Regions from separate parts of the Mus musculus genome. Here all the other regions are linked to region 4. The links are chromatin loops, found by intact Hi-C in ENCODE. Cell type or tissue: heart. All regions are shown on one strand. Each heading gives the region's core, and the rest is flanking DNA. Links, peaks and the distances in the headings are about the cores only. Region 1 overlaps Hdac9 (histone deacetylase 9). Region 2 overlaps Hdac9 (histone deacetylase 9). Region 3 overlaps Hdac9 (histone deacetylase 9). Region 4 overlaps Hdac9 (histone deacetylase 9).

Region 1 (8,359 bases), core at 1,834-6,833, 57 kb before region 4:
CATTCAAAATCCATCTCCTCTTCTATGGAATTGTGAAGCATTACCAAAATTTTACAGACACATGAAAATGTGTGGGGAAACAGTGAGAAACAGAAGTTTTATTGAGTTAAATATCAACATAAGTGTCAGTAAATTTTAAAATGTTCAATTTACTTCCAGGGAAACATTTTTCCATATGTGGAATTTGGCTGCTGACTTCCAAGCTGGAATGAGGCAGAAATCAGGGAATCTAATTAAAGATCAAGAGAACATCTGGAAAACCAGCAAGGATTAGACAGGAAAATGCTAGACTTTTGTTTATCGTGGCTTTTTTTTTTATGGATATGTGTATATGGGGGTTTATGTCATAGCATGCACCTGAGATCAGAGATAAGGTTGTGTGAATCCATTCTGGCCTCTCACAAAGTAGATCCTGGGTTTAGAACACAGTTTATCAGAGTTGGCTGCAAGTATATATCTGCTGAGCTATCTCAGTAGCCCACTCAGTATTTTTGATGAGCTAGTTATCCTTAAGATCACACTATGGTTGTTAAATATTTAAATGTTTTTAAACATCCTAAGCCCTAAAGTGAGAAGAGAAAACTCTGGATATTTTCACATGTACATTTCTTTTCAAAGAATCCCTAGTTCATTTCAGTGCATCAGCACAGAATATTAAAGCAAATGAACGGTTTAATGTGATGTCCAGGAATCTACCTACCTTTGCCTATTGTGTGTGGCTATAACAAAATACCTAAGTCTGTGCTATTTGAAAAGAACAGGTGCCTTACTTTTGGCCCTTGGTTCAGGAAACTGGAAAGTCCACATTAATGATATCAAGGGTCTCACGCTGGGTCATAGCATGGCAGACAACCTTGCATTCAGGTTTTGTGTGTGACAGTGTCAAGCAGCACTGGCAAATGTGCTGTGGCCTCACTTTACTGCAAAGTATTCTTTCAGTAACTGATGCAGCGAGTCAGTCTCTAGGTGGAGTATGACTCTCTTCTACAGGTCACACCTCCAGGGCTTTCCACTGACTCATGCTTCCTAGAGGGCTAACCGCCTCCCAGGACCCTTACAACACTAACTACAGAGCACACATATTGAAGTCACACAAATCCTAACGACTGTTTTCATCTATATGAAGTATGAACATTCTTACTATAGTTACAGAAGACATAACAAGACCCCACCCTAGGAGTCTAACCCAGAACAGTAATTTTATTTAAATGCAGTCGTGATTTGAGGGAGAAACTTTTTGAAAGCCTGTAAGAACAACCTGTAATTTGGGAATATAAAGGAGAAGCTTTTATAATAGATTTCTCCTCTCCTCTCCTCTCCTCTCCTCTCCTCTCCTCTCCTCTCCTCTCCTCTCCTCTCCTCTCCTCTCCTCTCCTCTTTTCTTTTCCTTTGTTTTCTTTTTCTAGATAGGATCTTAGGTATCCTATAGCTTGGGAAGAGCTTAAACTACCTATGTCATCCTATATGATCTTGAACTCCTTATCCTTCATCCCTCACCTTTCAAGTGCTAGAATAGAATAGTAACATGTTTTACCATCTCTCTCTCTCTCTCTCTCTCTCTCTCTCTCTCTCTCTCTCTCTCCCTCCCTCCCTTCCCCCCCCCCTCTCTCTCTCTCTCTGCATTTGCTGCTCTACAGAGGAACATTCCCAGAACCAAAGTGGCTGCTCACAACTGTCTTTAACTCTATTTACAGGAGATTCAACATCCCCACACAGACATACATGTAAGCAAAAGACCAGTGCACATAAAAAAATCCACTGTATTTTCATCATAGAAGACAAATAAATAAAATCCAAGAAAAAGGAGACAATGATTTTACCATATATATACAAATTAATGTGAGATTCATATTAAATTCTACATGCAATGAGATCAACATTTCTCATCTTGGTGTCTTTAGTATTATAATACACCAATTACCAAGTTATTAAAAATCTCAACTTCTGTCTATAAATTCCATGAAATAATCTAAGGTATAGACTCATAATGATTAATTTAATCATATTTTTACTAACAATCATTTTTCATCTTATTATTTTTAAGTGTCCTTTAGAATCATACCTCCATTACTGTGTTATAAAAAAAAGTATCAACAAATGGACCTTTCCCCTAATATATCTGTATGCATGAGCTGAGTGTGTGTATAATAGAATGAGATAGTGTTCAAGTTATTTTATGTATTCAAATTATTTTGTATTGTTTTTAGTGTCTACAATCTCCACCATCAACATTTCATCTAAAGACCATAAAAAACACTATCACATACTCCCACTTAATTGCCCCAAATTAGCCATAGAACCATTTGTCAATAATTACCAATGTCTCCAACTTTAATATCAGTTTTGTGGAAGACTTCCCAATCCTTTGCCACAAGTAACAGTGCTGAAATGGAGATTTCTGTGTATACGGCATTTTCTATAATTAGAATTGTTTCCTTAGGAGAAGTTCCCAGAAATGGAATCAATGAATCAAGTGCCATGAACTTGTAAATCTCCTGATACCTACTGCCAAATGACTTTCCAAAAGCATTGGACCAAATTATATTTCCAGCAACAGAGTATGAGAAAGTTTTGAGAAAATGAGCAATGTTAAACATTAGAGGAGACTTTGAACATCATTGTAATTTGATGTCAAGAAACAATGGAATGACAGTACTTCATATGCACACACCAATTATCTGTTAAACTAAATTCAGCTTGTTGAATATGTTCAACATACACAATTCAAGTAGTTAAGTGCTATAGTTTGAATGTGACACATCCCTTACTGTGTCCTGTGTCTGAATGCTTAGTCTCCAGGTGATGGGTCATTGGGTGGTTGTGAAATATGTAGGACACAGAGTCTAGCTGGTTGATGTTAGCCATTGGGGGTGGCCCTTGAGGGTTACACCTGGCAACATGTTTGGCTAGATGTCTATGTTTCCTGATTATCAAAGACATCATAAACTTTCAGAAACACAGAGTTGCCCCAGCACATCATTTTTGCCACAATTTTTTAAACACCCAGAACCATGAGCCCAAATAAGTTTTTCCTTCCATATACTGATTCTGTCAGGTTCTCTGCTGAACTAACCAATATAGTAAAGAAGAATGACCAAAATGGATCTGTAAAAGATTATTCCAACAGGATATGGACGTGATAATACACACCCAGGGATTTACAAGAACAAAGTTAGGGATTATCCAACCTAGTCAGGAAAGAAAGTTCATGAAGGTTTAAGAAACTCTAACATTAGGGCTTATCCTGAGGATTTAGCAGAAGTTATGAGGGAAAGGAAAAGATGAAGCCAGTAGAAGACAATCTTAGCAGAAATGCCAGCATGAGTCCAGAGTCCCATGAGGACAGAGAGAGTCACTGTGCCCAAAGCACACACAGATGCTGTCTGTATTACAAACTTGCAGTGAGCCTCACTTGGTGGGCTAACAGGAAAATTGGTGTGATCTATGAAGCTAGCCCAGTGTATAGAGTGTTCATCACTGACTCTCAACAGTACTTATCATATATTAACCCAAGCCCAACTAGGAAATGTTGAGCCTGAAGCTGGCAGCTGCAGAAGCTAAACCAAGAGCATTCACCACTGATGGTGGCAGAGAGAGTGAGTCGGCTTCCTTCCGTCCTTTGCCACGGTGGGGAACATTCTTAGAGACAGTTAAAATCTGTGAAGAATTCTTCTTAAACTGTAATTCAAATGCCCCGACCAGTGGCCCTCTGGAACCAAAGCATATACTTTTGAAGATCAAGACAGAACTCACTGTGGAAAGGGCAGAAAAAAATGAAAAGTTCTCACAGAACAGCTTGTTCTCAATTGTTTGATTATAGTTTTTGAAGTCTCTTGCATGAAGTGCCTTTAAAAGTTTCTTCTTAAAACAAAATTGCTATCATTTATTTTTTACTGAATTTTTACACATCATTAAAGCACAGTCATTTAGCCTTTAAGACAACCATACTGTTCTTAAGAAACAAAGCGTCCCCTAAACATAGGATTCTTAAGATTTTTTTTATTTTACAATAAAACAGGCCACAGGCAAATAAACAGAGCTCCGAGTTAAAAGGAGCAGGAGCATTAGGTTTCAGAATTATCGTAAAACAGGAAGGTTGTGAGGGTGTAACAGAGGATGAAAGCCGTCCCAACCCTGGAGGCTTCCTGCTGGCTGCTGGCGTGGGCCATGCCAAAACACACAATGGTTTACACAGTGTGTGTGAGTATGCACATAAGGGAGTGCACAGGCACACACAGGCACACACACACAGAGGCACACACACAGACATAGACACACACACACACACAGAGGCACACACACAGACATAGACACACACACACACACACACACACACACACACACACACACACACACACACACAGCTGCACTCTCAGCACTAGGTCCATGGCTTTGTGGCTCCACTATTTTCTTTTAAAGGGTCTAGTTCAGAAGTGAAAGAGAAGAGGAATAGCTCAAAAAGTTAATTCAGCCAGTCTTGACTGTAGCTTGCTTCCAAGACACTCGGCTTAGGAATTGGCTTTTAAGCTTGTACATAGTCACAGTTTCTGCTGGGAGAATGTCATCTGAGAGAGTCACATTTTCGCCTGGATGATAGCTCTACATATCACACACACTTCCATGCCCAGAACAGCTCACTCTTCCAGAGTTGCTATCAAATTTCTCTCTAAACAATCCATTTTTAAAAAAACTTCTTAGAGTACGACTACATCTCAACATGGGGAAGTCAATATGGCTCAGGGTATCTACAGTGGTAAAGAAAATGCATGGCGTGGTAATCGAAGAATGCCATGCCTACAGGTATAGCCACGTTCCAAAATAAGAAAGTCAAGAATGCGCCAGTGTGGGAAGCGGCACACTGCTTCAGAACATGCAGTCACCCTGGCTATCACATCCTCTTCCCTAGAAACCTTCCCTAAGCTCGAGCAGCTGCTGCACAAAGAGAAACTGTCTCTGCAGCTCTGTGCTTGCATTAAGTTTGTAGTTTATGTTTCTTTTCCTTTTGTCTTTTCTCACTCCGATGCACTAAGTTGTGGTCACTGTGGAGTCTGCAAACTAGGTGGCTCTAGAAACCTGCAATTCAGAAGACACACGTGAAATTGTAGAAATACACACAGTATAGGTGCATAAACTTCTAGATACCTTGAAGGTTCAAAGCAAAGAAAAAAATCTGACTGTCGTGTTCCTTTTCACGATCATAAATGTACTTTATTCATAATTTATATTTTTGTCGTATAAACATTTGTTATATAACTACTTGATGCCCTTGAATAAAATATGTGGAAATATTAAATCAGGAGTATAAACTTTCACATTAGTCATAGCCTGAAATAAATTCATCCCCAATTTTAATCAGAATCATCACAGAGAACTATTTGATAATTCCAGCCAAATGCTCAACATCTTTCATATGTCCGGGTACAAAAGAAAATGAAGCAATGACATATATTTTATATAATATGCTGACAAGAATAGACATCATTATGTTAAAGATCAGAAAATTATTTTCTTCATGACAAAACAATGAACAGGAGACATCTATATTCAATGCCCTGTGATGAATATACTGGCATAAATACATTTGGCTATTGTGCTTATTGGTATACATTCATTATATAGATCAACATAGGACACATTATTATAAATCAAAACATAATCATGTCATATATTTTTCTGTCTGTAAATTAATGGAACTATATAAAATCTGGATTATCTTATCTTCTTTATAATTGGTAGAATGATAACCAATAGATTTCTTTTTAGTATGTTTCTGACATTCAACTATAATTTTTATTTACTGAAACCTAAACTAACTTCCTTATTATATGTAGCATTAACTTATTAAAATGTTTTATATTTTATAAGTTCTTTGTAACAAAACAATAGCAATTCTACCATATCATAATTTTGAGTACATAATTGAAGGTTAAGTCTCTCTGTTTTTCCTAAATATCCTTTAAAGTTAAGATTAGTGGTCTGCCATACTGCTAATAAATACCAGTTTACAATCATCATATCTGTCAGTGTTTCACAGGGAAGTCAGAGAACAAACCTCATATGTTATCCCTGTAGAAAAGCAGACTTGCCTAGACTGGAATTGGTTGAATACACAGAAAACAATGGAGGCAAGGGTGTCCAGACAGGTTCTATGACCTCTAGACTAGAAGGAAATGTAATATAATAGAGCACAGATACTAAGTCCATCAGGATGAGCTAAAATACCTGCCAGGCTACCCAATGGACCATCTTCACTGCCTACCAAGTCACAGCTATGAGACTAGATCTTGGAAAATGGAGAAAATGTACTCAGTTAAAGGATATAGAGCCAGGATAGATGCTGAGACCATGATGCAAGAGATGTCCTAGAGAGAGAATTATGAATGGGTCTGGGGCCGGCTGAAGAGCATCTGTAAACACAATCTAATCTTCTTCCATTGTTTTAAATGAGCTGAACATGATAAAGAGCTAGGAAAAAGCCTAGAGGTGATATTTGGTAGAATCCACCATTTGCAAAGCTGAACAGGTCAGAGTAAGAAATGTGCAGAGAAGTGCACAACTGTGAATAGGACTCATGCATTAAAACTGATCAGAGAAGGACAAGTGTGATGGTTTGTATATTCTTGGACCAGGGAGTGGCACCATTTGGAGGTGTGGCCTTGTTGGAATAGGTGTGACCTAGTTGGAGTAGGTGTGTCACTGTGGGTGTGGGCATAAGACCCTTACCCTAGTCGCCTGCAAGTCAGTCTTCCACTAGCAGCCTTTGGATGAAGATGTAGAACTCTAAGCTCTGCCTGTGCCATGCCTGCCTGGATACTGTCATGCTCCCACCTTGATGATAATGGACTGAACCTCTGAATCTGTAAGCCAGCCCTAAGTAAATGTTGTTTTCATAAGACTTGCCTTGGTCATGGTGTCTGTTCACAGTAGTAAAACCCTCACTAAGAGAAGAAGTCAGGCAGATATGAATGGAGGACTACATCTTAGCAGCTCTAGCAATATGGTTGGTCAAGATTAAAACTATTGTAAAAAAGTTAGCTTTACTGATTGTAAATGAATATGATGATGTATGGAAACTAAGCTCTCAAACTCTTAAGGATGCTATCTATTATAGTTTACCAAGTCCAGAAGACACACAGTGACATTTTTTGTGTTTTAGTTTCTTTAAAAAATGAAAAAAATATTATAAGAATATGTTTTCATTTTAATCCCAGCTATGGGATATGGGACTGCTTCAGATTGTCCACAGCAACTGACTACGATCTGCCTCATGCATGCTCTAGCAAGGGTGTGATATTGCCAGCAGCAGATGGCTTCAGCAATTGCATGATGTTGGGAGTTCTGGAGAGTTTTCAGAGGGTATATAAATGCTAGAGCCCTGAGAGGTGAAGTAGAGTTTGGTTGTTGATTGTTTGCTGTTGGTTGTAGTTTGTAAAGTAGTTTTGTGCAAAGAAGAAGGTGGAGGAGGGAAAGGAGGAGAAGGAAGGGGAAGAGGAATAACAAGAAGAAGAAAAAAGAAGAAGAAGGAGAAGAAGAAAAAGAAATATCTTTGACAGTGAAGATGAAACTTGCCCAAATGACCTCATCACTCAAATCACCAGGAAGTAGTTCAATAATAATATTGCTCCAAATTCTTTCTTATCCTTTTTTTCTCGCCTATCTAATGGTAAAGGGTTGAAAAGGTGGGAAAAGGGTAGTGAAAGGTAGGAGAAAGAACTCACAAAGTAGCTAACACCAACTATAGCCACATTCTGGATAGAAAAATTCACTGTGAACATGGTCATGTGAGGAGGATAGGCCCACAGTGACTCAGCAATTCTTCAACTCGGATTCATGGATTTGTCTGACCTACTGATGAGCTACCATCCTCTATCATTAACAAGGTAGCATACAACATGACGTAGGAACAAACCAAACACTTGTCCCTTAAGTGGTAATGTTCTATATAATCTTCATCCTGGCCAAGAAAATCTAACAGAGTGCTAAGAGGCTGAGGAAATGGAAAAATACTGAGCTAGAACAGATTGAAATGGAAAGGCAAGGTGAAGCTTCTCAACTATGCCTTTGGTGTCAGGTACTTACCTCTATGTTGCCTAATCTTCAGAACAACAAGGAGAGTTTTTATTACCAGGTCACAGTTGACAAAAATCAAGAAGCAGACACCATGGGAACATAAGGGCACTTGACTCCTTGGCAGAAGTTAAATTCTCCCACTGTACCTGAAATTCTTCTGTCAGTGACTTTCCTGAGATCTGATTCTTACACTGAAGGGATCTAATTTTTTTCTTACATGTAACAGAATGACTAAGTCTAAGGAAAACGTCTCTTTGCAGTCTCTAAGGAGTTGTTGGGTGAGGGTGTG
Region 2 (8,359 bases), core at 1,809-6,808, 120 kb after region 4:
AAGCTGACCAGCACAGCTACCTATATCATTGACCTCTAGGTTTGCTTGAGAGACCCTGCCACAATGAATAAGGTGCAAGAACAGCTGACGATGGCTTCAGAGACCCATCTAGGGCTACCATGTGTGTGTGCACCCACATACATGTGCCCACACAGATACAAACATGCACACACAGACACAAATGCATACTACCCACGAAAATGGGGGAATAAACAATGAGGAATATGAGCAAAGTTATGATCTGCCATGACTGTACAGAAGTAAGCCTTGTTAAATTAAATTACTCCTGCCCTTGAGCAGTAAACATAGCTACAGAAGATGTAAAAATGAAAAGCCAACCATTATGTATTAATTGAAACTAGTGCTATGACAGTTGAAGACAATGAAAGAGAAGGAAGAAATGAAACTTTGAAGAAAAGAGATAAAGAGCTTCAAAAGAAAGATGACTTGAATTAGACCTTGGAGGATATAAAGAATTTAGTATGTTAAAGTGTAAGTAAGGGAAATTGATTTACTTCTTCAATTTACTTTTTTCTATTATAAATGGGGAACCTTTTGGAACCTTTTTAACTAACGAGATAATTTAGGAAGTGTGGGGGAAGAGTCAAGTAAAAGTGACAAACAAGTGTTTAGTGTGTGTGCTCTATAGCATGGAAAGGGGGCGGAGCCTAAAGCACTAGCAATGAAGACAGCATGGAACTGAGGGGATGAAAGTCTTCAGAATGTGTAAATAAGGAAGACAGGGGCTGAAAAAGCCCACTCAGGATAAAGGGTGATGAGTTTTCTTCCAAATTCCAGGAAAATCATGGAAAAGTAGAAACAGGAAGAATGGGGGCTCAGAAAAATTTAACCTCCATGCTGGAATTACAATTAAGCCCAAACAAATATAAGGACTCTCTTAAAACAATCTAATAAAAATGAGAGGACTGAAAGTAATCAAGAAATTGAAAGAACTCTAGGACAAAAACACTGCCGTGTCTGGATGCTAAGGTGGTGGGAGGAGCCCTGTCCGAAAGGTCCTCATCAGAAGGAAGGAAATCAGAGACCCCTTGGTCTACCACTGGTGATGTAGAACCAGACGGAGGAAATCATAGGAGACCCTTGGTTCACCCTGGAACATCATTCTATTGCTTGTTCTACTTTCCTGTGGTTTTGAAAAGTTTCACAAGTTTTAGAAAACACAATGGACAGCTGAGGAAACGCAAGTGCTTAGAAAAAGATCAAAGTTCCCTCTCAGCCCTGGGGCAGTGCAGTTTGGGACAAAAATCATTGGTGCGGCCTTAGGTGCTCCTCACCGCCCCAAGTGAAGAAAAGTCATTGATAATAGTCACAAAATCATGATGCACAATGACACACCAACACTGTACTTTATTAGTTGCTATCATTGGGAAAATCAATTACTAATTTCCTTGACATAAATTTTATAGGTAGTATTTCCTCCAATCTTCATACTATTCTTAAAGCATGGTGCTAGATCTCAATTTCCCTGTTCTTGAGGAACAGTGAATAATGTATAATTATTGTATAAACTCAAGTTATTTCTGGCAAATGTCTAACCAGGTCTGCTGGTTCTATAGCAGGGGTTCGTTGCTACTAACTGATGAGCAGGGGGAATAGCTAGCTATACAGTGTGACACAGGAGTCAATGCTAGCTTCCTAAGCATGATTTCAGCATTTGGAAAGAAGTAATGTCTACGCCTCTCAATCCATGTATGAGTTTCAGAGTTTGAGACTGATGGGGTTGAAAACAATTGTCACTCGTTGCCCATCAAGGGACACCCTTCCCCGAAGCAGATCTAAATTCAAGGTCTTCAGTTTTACAAATATAAAGGTGATCTACTGAAAACAAATCCAGAGTGCCTTCAGGGGGAACAGGACACAGATGCCTTTGCTGGTTCACATCTTCCATGGCCACAGACAAGGGTTCCCTCTTGCTCCACTCGTAGCTAGGAAGGCAATATGCATGCTCCCACCAGTCCCTGGTCATAATGACAAATCAGACATTAAATCTATTGGGCAGCTTCATCCATCTTGCTACCCCTTCAGTTAACTTTGACCTCTAGGTATTGCTACAAACAGCTAACACAACACCCCTGTGACAGTGCAGTAACAAACAACTGAGCTCTATCTTTTAGTTCTGTTGCCTGGGCACAAGGTAATCTGACTGCAGTCACGCAGTGTATAGACTTCTCCATGAAGAATGATGCCTGGTGTGGTGTGATCTGAACCTTCCCACAGAAACTGTAAGAATGGGTAGCCCACTTTGCCTGCTGGAACTGAAGCCTCGCTTTCTCATTCTTTAAAAATCTACTTTGTATTCCTGGTGTTGGTAATAAATAAATATGTTACCTTGAAGAATAATTTAGCTCAGCCAATTTCTCTAGAACCTATGTAAGCTTTTCTATCTCTCTCAAATCTAATACTACCCAGATTTTCAAATTGTAAGAGATTAGTTTGAGATTATTTAAGGCATTTGGTCTATAGTACTTTCGTATGACAAACCAAAAGAAAAATGATGCATAACTAAGAAAGCTTGCTATATAAACGTTTTATGTTGCAAATCTTTCATAGTGATAAATATGTGATTTTCCCCTCTGTCTGATGATTTCTCTTTTTTGGTAATTGGATAATAATATATGTACAGAAGTCAAAAATGTATATGTTGAGATCTAACCTCAAAGTGATGGCTTTAGGAGAGGGTGAACTTTGAGAGATGCTGTGGCTGTAAATGCTCTCACAAGTGTAATTAGCATCCTTCTCAGAGAGCCTGATGAAGCAGATATCTCCTTCCATTAATAGCTGTGAGAGCAGAGGCATAGCTTATGGTCCATAAAGCCCAAACCAGACACTTAGTGCCCTGGTGTTTCAGTCTTGGTAGTTCCCAAGACTGAAACTACAAGGCATGTAAGATTTGTGTTGTTTTATACATTTTAAAAAACTGGACTCAGCTCTTCTCTAGGGTAATGGCAACCTGATTTGTTAAAATATTTTTTTAATTTTTAAAAAATGTATCATACATAAGTAAACGTGACTCTAAAGTCCAATATTATGTATTAGCAGAATTGGTTCCTTATGAGGAATTCTCCTAATGGTCGACTATAGGCTGAAAGGTAAGCCAAGTAAGTGTTTTCATATTAAAAAGAAAGAAAGAAAAAGAAAGAAAGGAAGAAAGAAAAATGGAAGAAAAAGGAAGGGAAGGGAAGGGAAGGGAAGGGAAGGGAAGGGAAGGGAAGGGAAGGGAAGGGAAGGGAAGGGAAGGGAAGGGAAGGGAAGGGAAGGGAAGGGAAGGGAAGGGAAGGGAAGGGAAGAAAAAAAGAAAGAAAGAAAGAAAGAAAGAAAGAAAGAAAGAAAGAAAGAAAGAAAGAAAGAAAGAAAGAAAGAAAGAAAGAAAGAAAGAAAAAAGAAAGAAAGAAAGAAAAAGAATATTCTCACAGTTCTTCTAGGCCTTCATGTCTGAAGATTCACACGTTGTAAAGAACTCTGGCCCCTTTCCTGTTCTGGGCAAAGTATAGTCCTCACAAAGTAATTTTATAAACTTTTATGATTTCAGGGATGCTTATTTCAGTTTCTCCACATTCACATCTCTCCTATGTACAGACATAGTCAATGCTTTAACTGGCCACTGTCTTGACATAAGTACCAAAAAGGAAAATAAAGTTGTGGATATCCCAGCAAAAATACTCCCACTTGTGCATGCAGAGAGGCCAAACAGTATTTACAGAGCTTGAAGATGAGAGCAAATGAGAGCAGCTAGGAGAGGAAGGTGAGGACCACGCCCTGGGTGCCTCTCAGTGAAGCTCCTCTCCAAACAGAACAGGGCCTCTGGGTGAAATTCAATTAACAGGGGGAGGTGCTCATGAGGAAATGGGGTGCTCAGATGTCTGCAAGTTAGGGCATCGGGTTCAGATGCAATAATGCTCCTTCCTGGTAAAATAGACATGCTGCTCTCTAGAGGCTCCATGGAAGAATGGCACAATGTGGGAATGGAAGCAAGGCGAGGTAAGGCTGGTCCTCAATGCTTTTTGACTTACCTTACACATTTAGTGCTATACTGAAATGTAAGTAAATACCTTTAGGAGGGATTTCTGCACTTGATGCCAGCAATAACTGTCTGGAAACAGAGTTACAGATCTTTCCTAGTTATTTTATGTGCACTTTAAAAGTTTATTGATATATGCTTATAAATTTAGCCAGTTAAAATGTTTTAATTAAGTTAACTTAATTAAATATTATATTTAAACCAGATTGTATAACTGTTACCACAATCCACATTTAAAACATTTCAAATATTTCAGTAAATTCTCTCCTGCCTAATCCCTATTCCAACCCCAGGTTCTGAAAACCACAAATCTATTTTGTACCTCTATAGATATGAGTTATATTTCATGTTTAAATACAGCAGCTTGGAAACAAAGAAATCAAAACATCACCATGAAGATGTGTTTTTCTTCAAAGTGTCTTTCTTTTTCAAAGTGATCAATATAACTAAATGAGATTCAGCTACCTCACTGAACCAAGTTTCTGGGGCTGTTTTTGCAAACCCAGTTCCTAGGGTCTGACACATTTTAACCCTGGGAAGATCCAGGGCTGATGGTATAGCTGTCGCTAGTGTCTTTCAGAAAAGTCTGCAACATTCCACAGCAAACTAAAGCTTCACTGGTTAACAAGTGGGAAGAATTCATGGTAGATGCTCTAAACTGGACCTCTAGACCACCCCTCCAAACTACAGAGAACATTGCCAAAGGGGATAGAAAGGATAAAAGAGTGAAAAGATGGAGAGATACGCCATAGGAAAGGATATCCCCTGCACATGATATGGCCATTCATGTATTCACTGTAATCCAGGCCATCTGCAGAAGACATGCACAAGACTGGGCTTGCCCACATTTCACCCACTGATGGAGTAGGAACCCAGAAGACTACTGTGCTATCTCCTTATTCAAGGAGAAGGTGTTCTTTTCTGCAGTGGTGAAGCAGCCCTTGCTCCAGTAAATAACCTCCGACCCTTGGTAAGAAACTCTAACTAAACACAGTGAGCCACACACCAAAATAATGAATTGAAGTGTTGGTGGGATCTTGTTGTGGAAAGGGGTTTCAAAGTAAGAGGGAGGATAGAAGAGTGTGGGATGAGCATGACCAAAGTAATTTATACAAAAAGAAGATGCCAGGCAACAAAAACTTTAAAAGGAGTCATGATTTTAGTATTTACCTTCATCAGGAATGATGGGGGAAAAATCCCTTTTAAAAATTAAAACTAGATTCTTCTCTTGTATAAAAGATCCCAACCTAAGTTCCCCCTCCCTCCACTTCTGCAACCTCCTCACCATCTCCCCTCTCCCCAGATTCACTCCCCCTCTGTTTCCTCCTCAGAAAAGAGAAAGCCTCTAAGAGATGACAGCCAGACAGGACAAAACAAGATACAGTAAGACAAGGCAGAAGCCCTCGTACTGAGACAATCCAGTAGGAGGAAAAGAGACCCAAGAGCAGGCAAAGGGGAGATAGATAGTCCTGCTCCCACTGTCAGGACTTCTACACCACCACCCAGCTAACAGCCATAACATATATCCAAGAGACCTGGTACAGACCCATGCATTTTTACCTGAACATTTTTGAATGTTAAACTATCCCTTTCTCTACTAATGAACCAATCTCTACTTTAAACTGGTCACAATCATTTGAGTCTGAGAGATATTACCTAGACATAGGCACCCTACTGAAAACAGAGATCTACCAGGAACCGAGATTCTTGTGGCATTAACTGCAAAGCTTACAAATTCTCTGCTGGGGTTGGACAGTGGCTCTGAAACATGTGGTTAGTCTGGGAAGTGTCACTGCACCAGAGCTGACTTCTTCCTAAAGGAGATGTACCATGTGTGAGAGTGGTGGGGCCACCCTCAGGTCACAGCCCACTGTGGCGGTCTGTGATCCATAAGATGTAAGAGTTATTTTTCCAAGGTCTAGAACCAGCATGTCTGTCTGAGAACACAGACTGGAGCAGAGATTTTTTTTTTTATCAATTTACAATTTTTTTTATCATGTGCTCCTCAAATCCCTGGGGCCATGTGAGGTCCAGTTTGTTTCCAAACATAAGGGCCAAGGCAAAACAATTTCCAGTCTCTCTCAAAGAAAAAATACGAAAGCTGCATCAGGTTCCGGGATGTGCTGAGCTCTGTGGCTGTCTCTGGTGCCTTAAGAACACTGCCGGGTAGGCAGCAGCCTCTCAAGAGGTCTGACTATAGGTAACAGATGAAAACTAGATTCTGAAATCACAGCAAGGCGGAGGTGCAGCCAATTAGAGTCTGGATTAACAGAATAAAGCAAATCAAACTAAACAAAAAAAGAAAAAATAGCAAGGATTTAATGGTTTGACTTTCTTGCCTTTTTAAAAAACTTTAAAGCATTATCAGTTTGGGAACAGTGTATCTTTGTGAATCAAAACCAATGTAATTAATTAACATAACTTGGTCCACTGATTCACCTCCAACAAACAACATGGAAAGGCCCAGGTCTGTACAGTAATGGCAGCTAACACATCTCTTCTCTTCCAAACATCATGGAGCAGTTTTATAAACATCAACTTGTATTAATTTAAACCAAATATTAAAACCAAACTTTTTTCCTAGGTGGTAAAGCTTGTCTGCATATTTTCATTATTACAAAATGGTTGCCTTTAGTCCATAAACTACAAGGGCATAGTAAGGTCACAACGGAGTGGCAAACACAGTAAATTAGAAGGAAAGTAACCAGAGCCTGTATTTAGCATGATTCTTTTCACCTGGAAGTAAATGAGTATACACAGTCCATTGATTAGTGCTGATTTGAAATGGAGTTTCTATTTAAATGATTCTTCTAAACTCTGTTTTATAGCAAAAATTTAAAGTATTTTTTTCTTTATGGTTTTTTTTTATCATCTGAAAATATACAACCCAGGCTTTGCCAAGTGCAAATGTGAAATTTAATTTGAAGCCATTCTTGATTTAGCTTGCACATATACTAACATCAGAAGACAAGAATGCAAAGTGATCTGCTATCTGGAATTGGAAGATAACACAAAAAAAGAAAAAGAAAGAAAGAAAGAAAGAGGAAGGAAGAAAAAGGAAGGAGGAGGAGGGGTAGGAGGAGGAGGAGGGGGGGAGGAGGAGGAGGAGGAGGAGGAGGAGGAGGAGGAGGAGGAGGAGGAGGAGGAGGAGGAGGAGGAGGAGGAGGCCTGTATTGTGCTTGACTCCAGAAGTCTGCCCTAAGTACCATGCAGGATGGTGGAAAGCAAATGCCTGAGTTCACAGTGCCTGCCCCTTTCCTATCAAGCACAAAAGTACAAGGTTTTCCTGAAGAAGAGAAGGGTTTCAGAACTCTCTAACCCATGTGTGTTGATCATGTAGGAAAACTGGCCAGTACTTCTGTTGTGTTGTCTCCATTATATGCAGTTGATACCCAAGATGCATCACATAATGTCTTCAATCTCCGTCAACTACCTCATAAAGAGTCCATTTGCTCTTAGAGAATAAGAAGGCTGTGAGAACAGGTTCAGGATCACTCTGAAGCAAGAATGGACGTTAATAACTATCCTCAGGGGCACAGATGAGGAAAAAGGGTCATTGACTTAACATTCTTTAATTCTTTTAGGTATAATAAGACTACGTCATGATTTACAGCTGAAAAGCACAGCTTTTGTTTTGCTTACCAATAAAAGAAGGTCTTTCATAACCTCAACTGTTGTGACACTCTGAGAGCTGAGAGATTTGAAGTTACCCTTTATATGGTTGGCTGAAATCTCTCTGCCTTGGGGGGTCTGGAACAGGGGGAAGCCTACTGTTGCTTAACTCCTAAGACATCAATGTTTCAGGGCTTACAATTGTATAAAGGCATTTTGTAGGATGACATCAAGGAAAATAACTTTTATGTGTTTATACTTCCAGAGGGTCATATATTGCTAATTAAACAGGATTCCTTCAGTTTGATTACATAAGGGGGCTTGGGTTTGTAATTCAATAGCACGTGAAGGTCAGTAGAGTTATGAAAGAAACTTTAAATTTTATGAGAAATCCGGTAACTATCAGGATATTTGCTCACAGAGCTGGAATATTTCTCAAAGCATTTTCCTGATCTGTTAAGATACAGGAAAATATTTTGCTGGCTACAGGGGTGACCAGATATTACAAGACCCTAAATCATGCAGATGGGTCTTTTTGAGAAAAGCCAATACTGAAACACAGATCCAGATCCCAGATTGTGAGGTTGAAATTTCAAAGCGACTAGACGAAGCAGGCTAAGACCTGTCTTCCAGCTTCGCCATTCAGCTACACTAATACATTCCCTGAGCAGTGTTCTGAAGTCCACCTCTCCAACCCAGCACATCAAC
Region 3 (8,359 bases), core at 1,864-6,863, 83 kb before region 4:
TCCTAACTAAGGACACAGTGTCAACAATACTGGCCAAAGCCAACATCTATTCAGGTTCCTTATGCTAAATGATTACCCATAAATGTTCTGGCAAGTGGACGTATAACTGAACTATCTTGATTTGGGAAGAAGGGAATATTGCGTTGATCACCCACTGTACTTATTCTGTTCTTCCACCACAGAGACCTGCCTGATATACTCTCTCCATCACTGTAACACTACTCCATCAAATAAATAGGCAGTGCCACTAACTAGCATGAGGTGTGGGAAAGCTTTGTGGAACACTGCTTCAGTAGTGTGTGCAGGGCTTCTTAAAGGACACCCAGAATGACAGCTTCAGTAGACACTTTCAATCAGTAATCTTTACACTTGTCTTTCTTGGTTTCAGACTTCAGGCTCTGCCTGGCAGACTGGCTCTATCAAAGCACATTAATACTTAACCCACTCCTACATCTTTGAAATTCTGGTTGGTACTGAGAACTGTGACACACCTAGCTAATCAGGGAGGGCGAAGACAACCATCCCTCTATGCTTTAATGCTCTGTCTTATTGTTTCTGTACTTTACAGCTAAATCAAAACTGGGGCTTTCCTTCAGTCTCAGCTCTGCACTTTGTCTCTGTATCGCCTCATGGATATTTTGTTCCCCTTTCTAAGAAGGACCAAAGTATCCACACTTTGGTCTTTCTGCTTCTTGAGCTTCATGTGGTCTATGAATTGTATGTTGGGTATTCTGAGCTTCTGGGCTAATATCCACTTGTCAGTGAGTGCATACCCAGTGTGTTCTTTTGTGATTGTGTTTCCTTACTTAGGATATATTTTCTAGTTCCATCCATTTGCCTAAGAATTTTATAAATTCATTGTTTTTAATAGCTGGGTAGTACTCCACTGTGTAAATGTATCAAATTTTCTGTATCCATTCCTCTGTTTTGGGACATCTGGGTTCTTTCCAGCTCCTGGATATTAAAAATTAGACAGCTATGAACATAGTGTAGCATGTGTCCTTATTACATCTTAGAGCATCTTCTGGGTATATGCCCAGAAGTTGTATTGCTGGGTCCTCAGGTACTACTATGTCCAATTTTCTGAGGAACCACCAAACTAATTTCCAGAGTGGTTGTACCAGCTTCCCATCCCACCAACAATGAAGGAGTGTTCCTCTTTCTCTACCACCTTGCCAGCCTCTGGTGTCACCTGAGTTTTTGATCTTAGCCATTCTGATTGGTGTGAGGTGGAGTCTCAGGGTTGTTTTGATTAGCATTTCCCTGATGATTAAGGATGTTGAACATTTTTATAGGTGAATCTCAGCCATTTACTATTCCTCAGTTGAAAATTATTTGTTTAACTCTGTATTCATTTTTAAATAGGGTTATTTGATTTTCTGGAGTCCAACTTCTTGAGTACTTTATATACTCAAGAATATATATAATATTGGATATTAGCCCACTATCAGGTTTAGGATTGGTAAGATCTTTTCCCAATCTGCTGGTTGCTGCTTTGTCCTATTGACAGTGTCCTTTGCCTTACAGAAGCTTTGCAATTTTATGAGGTCCCATTTGTCAATTCTTTATCTCAGAGCATAAGCCATTGGTGTTCTGTTCAGGAAAATTTCCCTTGTGCCCATGTGCTTGAGGTTCTTCCCCACTTTCTTTTCTATTAGTTTCAGTGTATCTGGTTTTATGTGGAGGTCCTTGATCCACGTGGACTTGTGCTTTGTACAAGAAGATAGGAATGGATCGATTTGCATTCTTCTACATGTTAACTGCCAGTTGAACCAGCACCATTTGTTGAAAATTCTGTGTTTTTTCCCTCACTGGATGATTTTAGCTCCGTTGTCAAAGATCAAGTGATCATAGATGTGTGGGTTCATTTCTGTGTCTTCAATTCTATTTAATTGATATACCTGCCTGTCATTGTACCAATACCATTCAGTTTTTAATCACAATTGCTCTGTAGTACAGCTTGATGCCAGGGATGGTGTTTCTGCCAGAAGTTCTTTTTCCATTCCATATACAGACACCAAACCCAAACACTATTGTAGATGCCAACAAGTACTTGTTGACAGGAGCCTGATATAGCTGTCCCCTGAGAGGCTCTACCAGTGTCTAACAAATACAGAGGTGGATGCTCTCAGCTAACCATTGGACTGAGCACAGGATCCCCAATAGAGGAGCTAGAGACAGGACGCAAAGAGCTGAAAGGGTTTGTAGCCTCATAGGAGGAACAACAATATAAACCAACCAGTATCCCCAGAGCTCCCAGGGACTAAACCAGCAACCAAAGAGTACATATTAAGGGGCCCATGGCTCCAGCTGCATATGTAGCAGAGGATGGCCTTGTCAAGCATCAATGCGGGAGAGGCCCTTGGTCCTGTGAAGGCTTAATACCCCAGTGTAGGGAAATGCCAGGACCAGGAAGCAGGACTGGGTGAATTGGTAAGCAGGGGGAGGGAGTGGTGATAGGGGGGTTTTGGATGAGAAACCAGGAAAGGGGATAACATTTAAAATCTAAATAAAGAAAATATCCAATTAAAAAAAAAACTAGGGAAGAAAAAAACTTAACAAAGTGGGACACACCACCACTTAGAAGGTCATTGGGTTGAAAAATCACTCTTCATTGGACTCTATGTATGCACACAATTCTATTTGCCTTCTCTCTCAGGCATTCAATATCATGAAGACTGTGCAAGAGATGATCCATGAGTCCAGGTCTATTGTCTTTATCCTAAATACTCACCTCATGGATAAGATATCAACTATGCCCCGAAGACTCCTGGAAACATTGTTGTGGTGCCCACTGCATTTGGAGGGAACTTTGATTCTAGCCTCACCATTTCTCCCTCTCTTTGCATATGCTGATTACCTTACAAACAGTGCTGATGGAGCCAGACCTGATCTCATTTGACTCTTCTGAGAATTGAGTTTGGTCATGGAGCCCTGGTCTATGGCCAGGCTGTAATGTGATGATGATGGTCCATGTAGGTGCCTGCAATCCTGACCAGGGAACAGAGCCCCCAAAACTGTGTACGGAGCATGGCTACTGAGGAAGCAGTTGGGGAGCAGAGAAATGGGCTTGTTCTTTGTGGTGACAGGCCAAGAGTGACAAAGGAGAAGCTCATCCTTGGGACTCAACAGTCCCTTTCCCCTCGGCTTCCAGGAATGAAAGGTGGAAACGCAGCCAAGACAGCAGAAACTCAGTGTCACTGAGGAAGAACAAGAAAAAGTAACTTCATTGTGCTCTTCAGATATGTCCATCTGGATCTTCCAGCTTCAGGGTCGCAAAGGCTCTTGGCCACTAGAAGCCACTTCTTTCCCAGGAAAGGTGCTAGCTAGCCTCTGGAAACATGGCTGTCTGCAGTCTGCCAGTAGGAGTGTGTTTGTTTCTACAGAGCTTTTTAGTGAGTTGGTGTTTGTTTTCCTCCATTGCTTCTCTATGTTGTGGATTGATGTTCTTATCCCTTCTTGTGTGACAACTCATTACATCAGCATTAGGCTTTACACCTCCTCTCTAGGCCTGCATCCTGCTACCATTTCCAGAAGCTGGACCACAGATCAGAATGTAAGTTTAATAGTGACATCCTCGTTCTTTATCAATTTACTTCAGCAAACTTTCTTTCTGAGTATATCCTAGTCTTATGTTAAATAAAGTAGGCAATAGAAAGAAAAGGCATAATGCACTTCACCTCATTGCCAGAGCTCACAGTGAGGTCCAGGTGAGGTGGGATTGGAGAGAATGGGGAAGGGTAGTTATGTTATATGTATGACAGTAACACATAGATGGGCACACAACTGCGATCAAAAGGAAAACAACGACAAAACCAACAAGACAACAACAAAATAAGAACACGTAGTTATATGTCAAGGAGTAAAAAAGGATGAATATAAGTTTTCCTAGTCCTCTTGTGTGTTGTGACGTTTGTTATGTGAAGGGAGAATTAAGGAGAAAAAAATAGGTGTGCATGGTGGGGAGGAAAATGTGGAGTGGCAGACCAGAAGAAAAGGGTCTCCCTTTTCGCCTTCATCCCATCCCTTTATTCTTCCAGTCCTTGGTCAAGCTAATGAATGAAAACAGAGTAAGCTGGGGTGCAGGACCCTGGAAACACCAGGGAGCTCTACAGGCAGGATTCTGGGTTGTGGCAAATAAGTGTACGTCTGAACTCTTTTGCTTCCTTCCTTCAATTCTATGAAAGTTAGTCTAGATCCCCCTGACATTTGCCTTCTCTGACGGGAACCCCCCCCCCCCCAAACCCCAGCCTTACCAATGCATTTGGGAGTAGACAAAGCCAAAGCCTACATTGTTTATTTCTTCTACTCTGTTGGTTGCATCTCATCGCTGACTGTCAGAACAGAGGCCTTGCCTGAGAGTGGTTTGCATGTGGTGCAGTATCCCTGCCCTTTTTCCTCAGGTCTACAAGGCAACACCCAATTTAAGTGTTTTCCTCTTTAATTCTATTCTTCCTCGTTTTCTCTCCAGGGCTCTATCCCACCCCGCCCAGTGATCTCTTTTACTACTTCTGTGTTTTATTTGTTTCCTTCTATCTGAACATGCATGCATGCATGAATGAACAAATGAATAAATGAACGAATAAATGAATAAAAAGTTCCTAATGTTAGACTCCTGCACCGCACCTTTCCCTTCTCTGCCCTGCCCTCACCTCCTCTGCAATATGAAGAAAACTTGCAAGAGGTATCTCCTGTCTGCTCACACCCATGCTCAGCCACGGGACCAGCTACTGTTCAATGTTCAGATGATCCCTCCAAGAGCAGTGCCTGCTTCATGAAAGAGGCCCTTTTCACTATCCCTGGAGCACCCCTGGGGAGCCTGGGGCTTCAGTGACTAGTGCATGCCTGGAATGAATGAATGCATGAACGAATGAGTGAAAAGACGAAACTCAAAAAGTATTGTGAAATAGAAATTCATGCATGTGCCTGCATAATTGTGGTCATAAAAGCAAGCACATCCCGTGAAAGTCCCAAAGCAACAATTTATTAGCTGTTGTGACCATCTCAATGCTAGATTATGTGAAGTCTTTGCTTAAATTATTGGTAAGTGAATACCAATTATTCAGACAAATTACCTGACAAAACAAAAAAGCATTTACAAACAATCTTAAAAGGTTTTACGGTGTCATTTTCTATCTCTTAAACCACAACAATCACCAAAGTAGGAGAAAACACAGAAAAATACAACTTCCCCATTTATACCATTTGTTCAAGAGAGTTACCAAGAATAGATTACAACCTGAATTACCTAGACATTAATGTCTAACTTAAGACCCATAGTATATTAGAAAATTAGACCAAAGTGGCAAAATGTAAATTGAGAATTTATTTTTCTTATTTCAAACTTGAAAGAGAAAAGAAATATATATTAAAATCCTCTTAAACTCATTTAATCAAAAGTTTCTGAAATTTTGCCCAAGATAATCACCAATTGATTTATTTTTTCAGTGCTTAAACATGGTAGACTGTGTGCTTGGTACATAAGTGTCTCCATTAGAATCTATAGTCTCAGAAGTAATTTTATGGAAAATTAAATTAGTAAGTTAGAATGTGTCTAAATGATTTAGGGAAAAAGTAGTTCCTTGAAATTGACAACAATTCTGTCCAAACTTCATTTTAGGAATGTAGATATTCTTAGTATATAGTCTATTAGCATTTATAATATAATCATCAGGAAATAGAAAGAATGAGTAAATTATCAAACATTAAAAGAAACATTTTCGTAAGAATCTTATAAATTGGTTTGTTCAGAGGTACAACTCTCCCTCACAGTGATTGTGATCAAGTCGTGAATATCTTTAGTTTCTAAAAGTACACAAATACATGGCATAAATGCAAAGAAAATAAATGCAGAAGGCAATCTTGGCTTTGATTTACTGTTCTCTTATTTCCCAGGGGTCTGGACAGGAAACGAAAATAACCACAAATGACTAAAATATCAGTAGTCCTTGAAATATCAACATTTAAGCTAAAGCAGGCTAACTTTTTAATCAAAGGCTTTGCTATTTTGATTTACTTAATTCAAACTCCCTCTCTGCAAATATGCTTTTGAATTAAGCAGTCATAACAAACCATAACACAAACATGAATTGCCAACTAATTTGTAGTGCACACTTGGTTCTGTCTGCGAAAAAACACAGCCTTTAACTCAAAGAGAATGAGGGATAGTTTATTCTAGAGCCAGATTTGAGTGACCATGGCCTGAGAACACAGGTTTAGGTTACCACAAATTCCATGCTCCAACGTGGAAGCAGTTTCATGAAGGTTTTATAGTAACAAAGCAAAATAATGATTCAAGGAAGTTTTAAGAAACGTTGGTGGGATCATCATACAGGTGGTTTCAGCAAGATGGGTGATTTTCCCATCAGCTCCACATGCTATCTGGTGAAATCTTAGCTTTTGGGTTGGTGGAAGCCAATGCTGTGCTAAGTTAATAGAGTCACAGAGGGCTTTATCTATTAGTGAATGTCAGTTATGACAGAGAGGCAGGCGATTCAGGTTCTAAAGCTAGTCTGGGATAATGTAATTAGCCACTGTACCAGAAACAGCAATTTCTCTACTGCAGTCATTAGTAGTCTTTGCAAACACAGCTTCACTTTGGAATTCTCGTCGAGAGTTCTAAACTTTTGTCCTACTCCTTAGTTCTTACTATCTGAGAACTGAGTAAAAACTTCGTGGAGCTTCTTGCACAATGGAAACAAAACCAAGCCAGTTTATGTCACTTTTTAACTTAACAGGAACTAAGAAATGCATCCATGGCATTTTGTAATTTGATCTAAGAATTTAATCTGATGTAAACAGCACCAGCAAATGAAACCCAGAGGAGGCAGGAAATTTTAGTCTTTTAAATGGATACTATAAGTATTAATTTGAAAGAGTTCTTTATTCAATTAAACTCAAATTTCTTCATCTGAGATTGGGAGTAAGCTTACTTTCAAAAAATACAATAAGAGTAAGACAAACATTAATGGTTTTTTTTGTACCAATTATATTATACTTTCATTTATAAACAAGCATCAAATGACAGACATTTGCAAATAGCAAAATAAAGAAATCTTTCCCATGGAAACCTGATACTAGATGCAGAGGATACCATGGTAATAACAGAACGTAGCATAGTATACAGCATAAGTTATTATTAGGTAGATATCAGTTAAATAAACTTCTCTTAGCAGATCCTGTCTCTTATACCACTCTATGAACAAAATACACTTGCTTACTCCACAAATCAACTTAATCAAAGAGTGCTTTTACACCCTTTGATGAGACCTGCTCAGTCTTGGCCTGGGGAGATAGCTCTACTGGTGAAGTATGTGCTGTACAATTAGATGTCCCTGTGTTTAGTCACCAAGACTCACTTGTGGTAGTACTGTGCACCCACAGTCTTAGGGCAGAAGAGGTAGAGACTGTTAGATCCCTGATGTTTGGTGTCCAGCCAGCATAGCCTAATTGGCTTGGCAAACATCAGAGCAGTGTCAAGACCTTGTCTCAAAAAAACCAAGGTAGATGGTACCTACGGAATAATATTCAAAGTTGTCTTTTTATCTCCACACGCGTGCATGCGCGCGCGCGCGCGCGCACACACACACACACACACACACACACACACACACACACACACACATATGCATGTGAATACCGGCATGCATCTACCCACTTACACATATACTCATAGAAAATACACAGAGCATACCTTAGAAGCATATAAATGTTCACTATCTTAATATATAAAACATCTTTTGGGGGAAGTGTGTTACCCTGCTAATAAGAGATGATTACTTTGAACTAATAAGAAAATATCTAATAAATAACGAAGGTCTCAACAATTCAATTTAAGGTAACATATATGCAGATTCTCAAGACATAGACGAACAAAGGTAGAGGCATTGAGCATTACAAGGTCCTTCTTTCATACTGGATGCAGAACTCATTCATTCCTACAGAATGGAGACAGGACCGGATCCCTAAATTCTCAGGAAGTCCTTATGCAGAAACGCAAGCAAGCCGCAGGGGCAGAGTCCCTCTACAGCCTACTCAGATCTGGCGATGCTGCTTCTCAAAAATCTCGACTGTGTCTTTAATCACCTGGATCTTTTCTTCCAATAAAGCTTTCTGACTAGATTCAGCATCTAACGTCAACAGGAACGCATGGATTTTGAGGGTATAGGAGGAGTTCTAGTCACTCAGTTCTCTGTGATTTCACTGGTGATCCAGGTTCCATCAGATTCTGATCGAACTCACTGCTCTGTGGGCAGTGGGCACTCGCTCCATGTATTTTGCTAAATTCAAACTAGGGACAAAACAAAAGAACTACTGCTTTTTCAAATATCATAAAGTTGTCATTTTATAAGGATCATAA
Region 4 (8,359 bases), core at 2,026-7,025:
TAAATATCTAGTGAAGTTTCACAGTTAGAAATGAGTTCACATACTCATCAGCTTCTTTGTCTTTGATCACTATATCTGATATGTTTCACAGAACACACACATGTGAACCAACACACACATTGTGGACCTGCCCTGATACATACATAGTCATAAGGAAAAGACTTTGTTCTTATAAAAACAAGATACCCAAGGAAATAGCAAATTTATTAGAAAATTAACAAAACATGACTATAGACCAAAATCCTATTTCCTAACAGACAATCCAACTCATCTAGAATGCTCAGCAAGATTGGAGAGCCAGTTTTTCTCTTTGGAAAAATATGCCCACATACACTTTACAGATGTGCCTATACATGTGACTCTCATAGGGATGCTGACAGACCAGCAGGTGCACACCATCAATGACTGTTTGAAGATGATCAAATCAACTCCACAAGCAGCTGTCAGCAAGCTCATCAACATGTGTGTCTGCGGACAACATTGCAACCTCCCAGCACTGCTGTGGATGTCTTGTTCTATCAGCCAGACACTCTACACTTCTTATTCTTTACTCAAAACAGATCAGAAAGAAACATGAAAGCAAGATCTGTAACTCGATCAAGATAAGCACATCAATAATTTAGTAACGAGTCCAGAGGGAAAATTAACAATCTGGTGAAGGTCCAGCAGAACCAACTATACAGGTCCTAACTCCACCACTGCAGGTCTAAGTTTTCTAAGAATGCTACAGCTGAGGAGATTTGCAAACCTGATCTCTATGATGCTCATTTAAAATTAGGCGAGAAACTTCAGGGTGGAATCCAAGCAACATATATTGGAAAATGTACTTGGTATCTCTGTGATCCAGAAGGAGAGACTCAGGAGAACACACACACACACACACACAAGGTGGAATGAAAGAAATCTAAGATTATATTCAGTAAACAAAATAAAATATCATAGGAAGGATTTGATTAAGGGTCTGTGTTTTAAAACCAAGTAAAATTTAGACCTTCCTTGTTTGCAGCAGACAGACTGGGCTGTGTGGTAGGCTAGGTAGGCTGACACTGACTACAACACTGCTCTTCATTTGCTAGCATAGTACCTTACCTGTAACTATGCTACATGTATGCTACACGTATGTAGCTGCAGGTGCCTTGCTGGCAGTTAAGCAATCACAGGCTTTCCAGTTTGAAAATCTTGTTAGGCTGCATACTAATCTTTTAATGTCAGGTAAATGATAATCTCTATTGGGATCTGAGTCAAGTTGGACGGTTATTAAAATCATGGGCAAAACATAAAGCCTGCTAACACACCAGTGGCTACCCCAGTGTCAGCTAACGGTTGTTACTTTCAAGACATGGCTGTTTCTATTCTCTAAAAGATGAAACAATTCTACACGAAGACAAAGACGAAAAAGTCATTATGGTACTGAAGAAATAGATAAAATAAGCGTTTATAGTGTTCACTGATATTTCAAAAATGCAATACTAAGTGTCCAGTTCCAGCTGGGACACACCTGCTAGCTTCTTCTCCCTGAGCCCTTGTTAGCTTTCAGTCACAATGATAACAAACCATGGATGTTCTAGTATGTTCCCTTTTGCTAAACAGACATCACTCATGAATGTAATTACTGCGGCATTGGTGTAAAATACCAAATTCTACAAAACTGACATTTCATTATGACTCTATAAAAAGATGGGGAAAACAGAGGATCTAAAAACCATCGCACTGAACAGATCTTTAAAGAGAACTGGCTTTAAGCAGGATCCACAGATGGGAATATGTACAGGCACCAAAGGCGACTTCATGCCAACCTGTGGAATATTCCTTTCCTACTCAAGTCTACTAAGCAAAAGCTGTTTTATGTGACATCGGGGATGAAGGCAGTGATCTATAACTGAGAGGAAGCCCACAGGGGGGACTAGGAAGCTCCAAAGAAGAACTTTGAACCAATTTAGGCTACAGTATTCAGAAGATGGCAGAAACAGAGTAATAAAAGCTTTATGAATTAGTTGTAGAAAACAAATAACAAACAGCAGTAATTAAAGTAAATCAGCCTGCCTGGAGAGTAGGAACTTTTAATAGACATAAACTGATAAAGCAGACAAGCCCCATCACCCATCAGAGGATCTCTGAGAGAGATCAAGCATGTACATAAAAACTACAAACTAGAATTGGTTCCTGTCAGAATTTGACAAAGCATTGCACCTGCTTCTAACATATTTATTTCTTTGTGTGTGTGTATGTGTGTGTGTGCCTGCACATGTGTGTGTGCATGCACATGTGTGTGTGTGTGTGTGTGTGTGTGTGTGTGTGTGTGTGTGTGCACGCGCGCGCGCATGCACCTGCCTGGCACTGCTAGACTTCCCAAGTGTTTGGGGGAAAATTAAAATAAGCGTCTGGCAATAATTCTGTCTCATCTACAACAAATTCACTCTGTGCTTCAGAGAAAACGCCACATTCGGAAAAGGAATAAAACTACCTGAGAACCCCTCAGACACATCCTTCAGAAGGTAGATCTATAAATAGTTCCGCTTGTGCATGCACACTGTAAACATAGAGTCATCTGGCTGGCTGAAGCTGCGATTTAAACTGAAGCCCCAAGCTGAACTTAAAGTCCCACTAGCATGTGTGAACAATCACAACACAGTTCTCCTTTCTCTAGTTGCACAGTAAGGCTAACACCTTCCTTCTACTTGTGTTTGTGTCCCCTGGCATCAGAAGCAATACTTTGCAATTTCATTCAGAAACAGCCTTCTCTGAACACACTCAGAATGTGCAAGCAAAGGGTAAAGGAAGGATCTAAGTTAAACACTTCAATGGCACCAAGAAAAAAAAAAATCAACATCAAGCCGAAAAAGCAATTCCTTAAGCAAGCTGCTTTCTTTCATTTCCCTCCCCGCCTCCCCTCCAGCCTTCTCAAACATAAACATCCCAGCTCTAAAAGAGATCATACCTGAGCTGATCATACTGTGCATTCTTTGCTGAGCCAAGAGCTGCTCCCGTCCGGCCACTCCATCTGAGGAAACACAGGAGTCAGTCTCGTAAATTGTCTGCAGCATACTCCAGTCACTCTTACTTCAGCTCCATGAAAGATTCATCACTGCTCAGTGCTCTCTGGTCCCAAGAGCTACCCTGACTGGTCCTCCCTCCTCTCCGAGGAGAAACAGCAAGCAGGGGATCAACTTCCACAATAATTTCCTTTCTGCTTAGATGGACATACCCTTTAAAAAGACCTAGTACCCCCCCCCCCAGACCCCTCCAATTACCAACCTGTGTGCAAAGCAGAAAGAGCAGACTGGATGCTATAGCTGGCTCGAGTTTTAGGCTATCCTGGAAACTAAGAGCAGGTGGGCAAAAGGAATGTGCTTCAGGGGTTATTTCTTTTTAAGAATAAGTAGAAAAATGTTAACTCTACCCATGGGGATAAAAAAGAAAAGAAACCATTAAACCTGGCGTCTAGCTCCCTGGACTGCTAAGGTATCAAGGAGAGATCCTCAGCCTGCAAGTGGCTCCAGAGGGTGTCCTCCTATCTGTCTGTGCGTCTCTCTCTTCCCTTTCTCAGTCTCTCTCAGCTCAAGTTGGCTAAAGCTAGTGATAATCCATTTGCATATGAATCAACAACAGCATGGCCCACAGGCACAGAAATAGAACAATGGTCGGCCTGAGCCAAAAATAGGTCAAGCATGGCCGAGTGATTGCAGCCTGCATTAATGCATTTAAAAATACCCCACCAAAGCCAGCTGTCCAGCCTCTATCTTTCAAACCATAATTCTCTATTGCAGGGCCTTAAAAGCAATTAACTCTTTCCTCCCTCAACTTGCGTTACATGTTGGCTTTTCACACTGGCATCTCACCTCCAAGGAAAGGAAATCAAGAGAAAAAGGAGCCGAATTCTAACTCAAGGAGGGAGAGTGCACACACATTTCATTTCATTTTATTTCTGTAGTATGTGTTTTTGGAAGAGAGAGCAGAGAAGTGCAGAGCTGTATTGGTTCTAAAATAATACTGGAAGCTTTTGCTCATAATGTGGTTTCTGCCTCACCCACGCACAGCAATCCTGGTGATCTATTTTTGTTGCCTGTTTCTCTGGCTACACTGCAGTTGGCTGTGGGACGAGAAGCTTTTCTGCCTTCTAGTTTCAGCACTGACAGGAGACTTAGCAGAGGTAGTTTTTGGAAAAACAAGCACACCCCAGAATAAAAAAACTTTATGAAGGTTTGGGTTGGTTCTTGTTGTTGTTGTTGTTTACGAGCTATTTGTCCGTCTCACCCCTAATGTGATCTTAGACCAATCTTAGATCAATTTTACTGCAGCCATTTCCTATTACACTTAAAACCAAAAATAAATAAATAAATAAATAAATAAATAAAAATCCAACTGTGGCTGTGGCTTAGATCTGCAGTACTTTCCTCTGTGCCACAGGCCAGATGCACTTCACCTGTAAACGTGATATTCTTACAGATGTGAGATCAGTGAGCATCTGCACCTGCCAATCAGACAATCAATTTCTGTGCCCACTACCCAAGTGCAAATGGCCAGCGCCTATTTATATCTTGACTCGCTGAAATATAGACCTTGGTTTAGTATAAAAAAAGGTCAGTCGTTTGAGGCCAACACAGGTTATAGAATTCACCTATAAGGCAAATGGACTGCACAACCTCTCAGAAAGGTTCTATAGTCTCTGGCATACATTTATAATAACATTTCTCTGCAAGAAATGAATCCAGCATCCTCAAATGGGACACCAGCATTTAACCAGTTCCAAGGACATAGAGGAAAGGGAAACCCCTCATTCTGCCAGGTTTTCCAAGTCTAAGCTACTCAGCATCGCTGTCAGGGACAGGGGAGACAAGAGGAAGAAGAGCTCCTGTTGCCAAGGCTTGGACCACGCAGATGGCAGAGGACGCCCCCCACAGGCTGGCTGTGGAAACCAGGAAAAGCAAAGAAGGGTGCACAGAAGTCTGACAAACAGAAGATGGGATAACAATGGCTGGATTGTTTTCCTTGTGTAGATCTCTCCTCTTCTGGAAAAGGCATTATCTGAATAGCCAACTCACAAAACATTTCAAAGCAGTTTTCTAGAGGCAGTTGTATTTAAGCAAAACAACAAATCCTTAATGTTTCTATCACTGGAAAATAGTTTTCACATTTTTTTTAATGGATGTATAAAATTCAAGGGATGGAAGCCCTGTCCTTCGTAGGGAAAGTCATCTTGGTGTGGTTATCATACTCAGCACTTTGGATCTGGTGAAAGGGATTGTTCTCAAGAGTTATATGCAATCTGCCTCAGTTTCTCCCACAGGAGCTGCTCTTCCAGTCAGGGCAGCTTCATTCTTTTTTTTTTTTTTTAATTGAGAGATGCAATGTTTCTCCCCTTATCATTGCTTCATTTTTAATATTTATTCTATAATGTTTTTGCACTCTAAGACACGTCTCCATTTATTGTTCCATCTAGTGCACTCTACTTAGTGCATTAAGGTCCTGTCAGAAAAGCTTTTAGACATCTATTCGCAGAGCTTGTAAAATGATTTTTTATTTATAATTTTTTGTAGAGAACTTATAAATAGAAAACATCACACATGCGATTAGTCGTATCCTAAGTGTATGCATTTTAATGAAAGTTTACACAGTTAGAATAGCCATTCAGAAGCAGTGGAGCTTCACAAGAGGTATTGTATTCCACTGTTAATTATATTTTCATGTGGTCATCCGCCACAGAACAACAACAACAACAACAACAAGCCAACCAACTAAACAAACAAAACCTGAAAAAATAATGACAGAGTTAAACCTAAAAAAAAATTCAATTAGCTTTATATCTGTTTTCCTTATTCACTGTCCAGCATTTAATGTGTACATATGTATTGAATCTTTCCATATCACCTATAATATATCTCTCATTCTCTTCTTTCTAAGTGTTATATTTTAACCACAGGAATATTTGTTTACATATATACATATTTGTAATAGACTAGACGTGCATGAGAGGAAAAATTATTTTTCTTTCTGATATTATGTGACCTCAATTGATATCAATTAATACATTTTAAGCCCACCTACTTTCCTGAAATTTTGTGTTTCCTTTTTGTTAGAGATGAATAGTACTCCATTTTATATCTGGACCAGATTTCATTACCCATTCACTGGTTGATGGGCAGTCAACACCCTAGGCCTCAGGAAAATGCAAGTTAAAATTGCTTTGACTCCACCTTCAATCAAGATGTATCTCATGTAGATAACAAGGTAACTCAATGCGAATGAGCACGTTTAGACAGAGGAAACTTCATGCACCTCAGATGGGAATTAAAACTGGTGCTACTGCAGTCACTATAGAAATCTGTATAGAGATTCCTCAAACAACCAAACTGAGAGCTATCATTTAAGCTCTTCTACCACTATTGGTATATACCCAGAGGACTACAGGACAGCCCTGGGGACAGCCATGCTCACTATGGCATTATTTGGATATGTGATCAGCCCAGAGGCACATCAATACATGAATAAATAAAAAGATAATGGGTATATATGAACACTAGGATTTATCCAGCTATAAAGAATGAAATCATTACACTGTCAGGAAAATTATGGACCTAGATATAATCATCTTAAATAAAACAAGCCAGACTAAGAAAAGTATTTCTGTGGAGTACTGATTTGAATGTATGCATGTATGTATGTATGTATGTATGTATGCATGTATATATGTATGTATGTATTTATGTGGGACATACACATATGCATATGTATATGTAGAATATCAAAATAGAAAGGAAACTGAGACAAGAAGAGGAGATCGACACAACTGAGGGGCAGAGAGAGAAGGGGTAAGAGGATGCATATTATACCTCCTGAATGTCATAAAAGCAGAAGGGGAACAACTGGGACAAGGAAGGAAAACACCTAAGGGTAAAGGGGGGTCAAGAGAGAGATGAATAAGAGGGAATTACTTGTCATGTCTGGCCTCAGTGGGAGAGGATGTACCTAGTACTGAAGTGACTTGAGGTACCAGGTTGGGCTGGTTCCTTGGAAGGCACCTCCCCATTTTCAGAGGTGAAGGGGGAAACTACCAGGATTGCAGAGCGACTACAATCAGGATGTAAACTAAATACACAATAAATTAATGCAAGCAACCATGAGAAAATTATGACAGAATGTATAAATATTCGATGATGAAATACATTTCTCTGTTAACCAGTATTTGCAGTATTCACATTGTTTAAAAGAGAAAGAAAACCTGCTGCCATCAAGCTCCCTGTGCATCCACCACCACTTCTTTCTTTCTTCGTGTTTGTGTCTCATAATCAGGTCCAAAGAGACTTTTTTATGGTGACCATGGTAATTAACTTTGTATCGCTAGCACTCATGTTTTCCAGTTACCCTGCTTTACCCCTTACCAAAACTATGCAAATAGTTACTTTAAACTTTCAAAATAAAGTGTCAAATGAATTACTGATAAAAGTGGAATAATTGTCTACTTGTTTCAGAGTATTTTCAACAGAATATACAAAAATTGTGAAAAATATGTAAGACAAATAACACAATCATAATATTGGCATAATAGATGCCTACACATCTTTCGTCACTTCATGCTTAATTACACCCACAGAACACAATTGACAAAAAAGATCTCCAAGCTTTTATAAGCAAAAATAGAATAAAACTCCAGAATAGCAAGTAATTATCCTATTTCTCTGAGGTTTCAGGAAACTGCTGTCCAACGTGTCTTCATTTTGACTGTCTTGTTTGTCTCACCTCTAACAGGATGGATTTATTCCATCTTCTTCTTCATTAGCATTCCTGTCTACCACTTAAGTGTTGACAACAAAAAGATATTTTAGTATGAACATATATTAGGCCCTTCGTATGGCAATTGAAGTTTGTCTTGCAGAAGAAAAACGTGCACTGTGAAAACAATCAATTCGTACAGTGACCGCCAGCATTTCACATGCAGAAAACTCAACTCCAAGAAGCTGGTTGTCTCACTCCACCTCACTAGTGCTGGTAAAGAAATGAAGCTCACGTCTTAACAGCTCGTTTTGACACTCGTTTTACGGATCATGTCGGGGGAGCATTTTACAATAATGTTTACTAGCGTAAACATCCAAGTTAAAGGGCATTTAAAAAAACTCAATATAATAAATTTAATTCAATTGGCTAAGTTCTTTTGAAATTGAATTATTACCATATTTTACCTTCAGATAGATTAAAAAATGGGAGACAATGAGAGCAGAAGTCCAGGTTTCCAAAATAGTGGAAAGTAAGTATTGAATCCTATCCTCAAATGTCTTTTCAAAAATTTTGCAATTATAAAACATTTGGGAAAAACTATAAAGTGTCTTTCCAAAGCTAATACAATGCTGAAGACAGTGCTCAG

Evidence for each region. Hi-C counts contacts between places; a loop is a spot of excess contacts. Peaks named below come from ENCODE experiments on the same cell type or tissue, not always from the same donor. Only the 100,000 strongest peaks of a DNase experiment are listed, where the experiment ranks them.
Region 1: a loop joins it to region 4, with 2.3 times the contacts of the local background. A loop is called at or near these places in 4 of 42 quality-filtered maps.
Region 2: it touches region 4 in a loop (2.5-fold over the local background); 6 of 42 quality-filtered maps call a loop at or near these places.
Region 3: it touches region 4 in a loop (4-fold over the local background); 10 of 42 quality-filtered maps call a loop at or near these places.

The regions. Positions count from the first base shown.
Region 1 is chr12:34,468,563-34,476,921 of GRCm38, forward strand. The region is part of intron 4 of Hdac9 (histone deacetylase 9); the gene reads right to left. Among named protein-coding and RNA genes, the nearest start is that of Gm51984, 260 kb to the left of the region's middle. In heart, for the core only: no CTCF peak of the experiment used is centred there; no DNase peak of the experiment used is centred there.
Region 2 is chr12:34,649,898-34,658,256 of GRCm38, forward strand. All of the region lies in intron 3 of Hdac9 (histone deacetylase 9), which reads right to left. Among named protein-coding and RNA genes, the nearest start is that of Gm46347, 130 kb to the right of the region's middle. In heart, for the core only: a CTCF peak has its summit at 3,960; no DNase peak of the experiment used is centred there.
Region 3 is chr12:34,442,842-34,451,200 of GRCm38, forward strand. The region is part of intron 4 of Hdac9 (histone deacetylase 9); the gene reads right to left. Among named protein-coding and RNA genes, the nearest start is that of Gm51984, 230 kb to the left of the region's middle. In heart, for the core only: no CTCF peak of the experiment used is centred there; no DNase peak of the experiment used is centred there; H3K27ac peaks cover 809 bases.
Region 4 is chr12:34,525,345-34,533,703 of GRCm38, forward strand. Hdac9 (histone deacetylase 9) reads right to left here. Exons shown (of 28, transcript NM_001271386.1): 4 at 2,939-3,001. Among named protein-coding and RNA genes, the nearest start is that of Gm46347, 260 kb to the right of the region's middle. In heart, for the core only: a CTCF peak has its summit at 4,881 (motif pointing left); DNase peaks (open chromatin) are centred at 3,627 and 4,077; H3K4me3 peaks cover 2,136 bases; H3K27ac peaks cover 2,961 bases.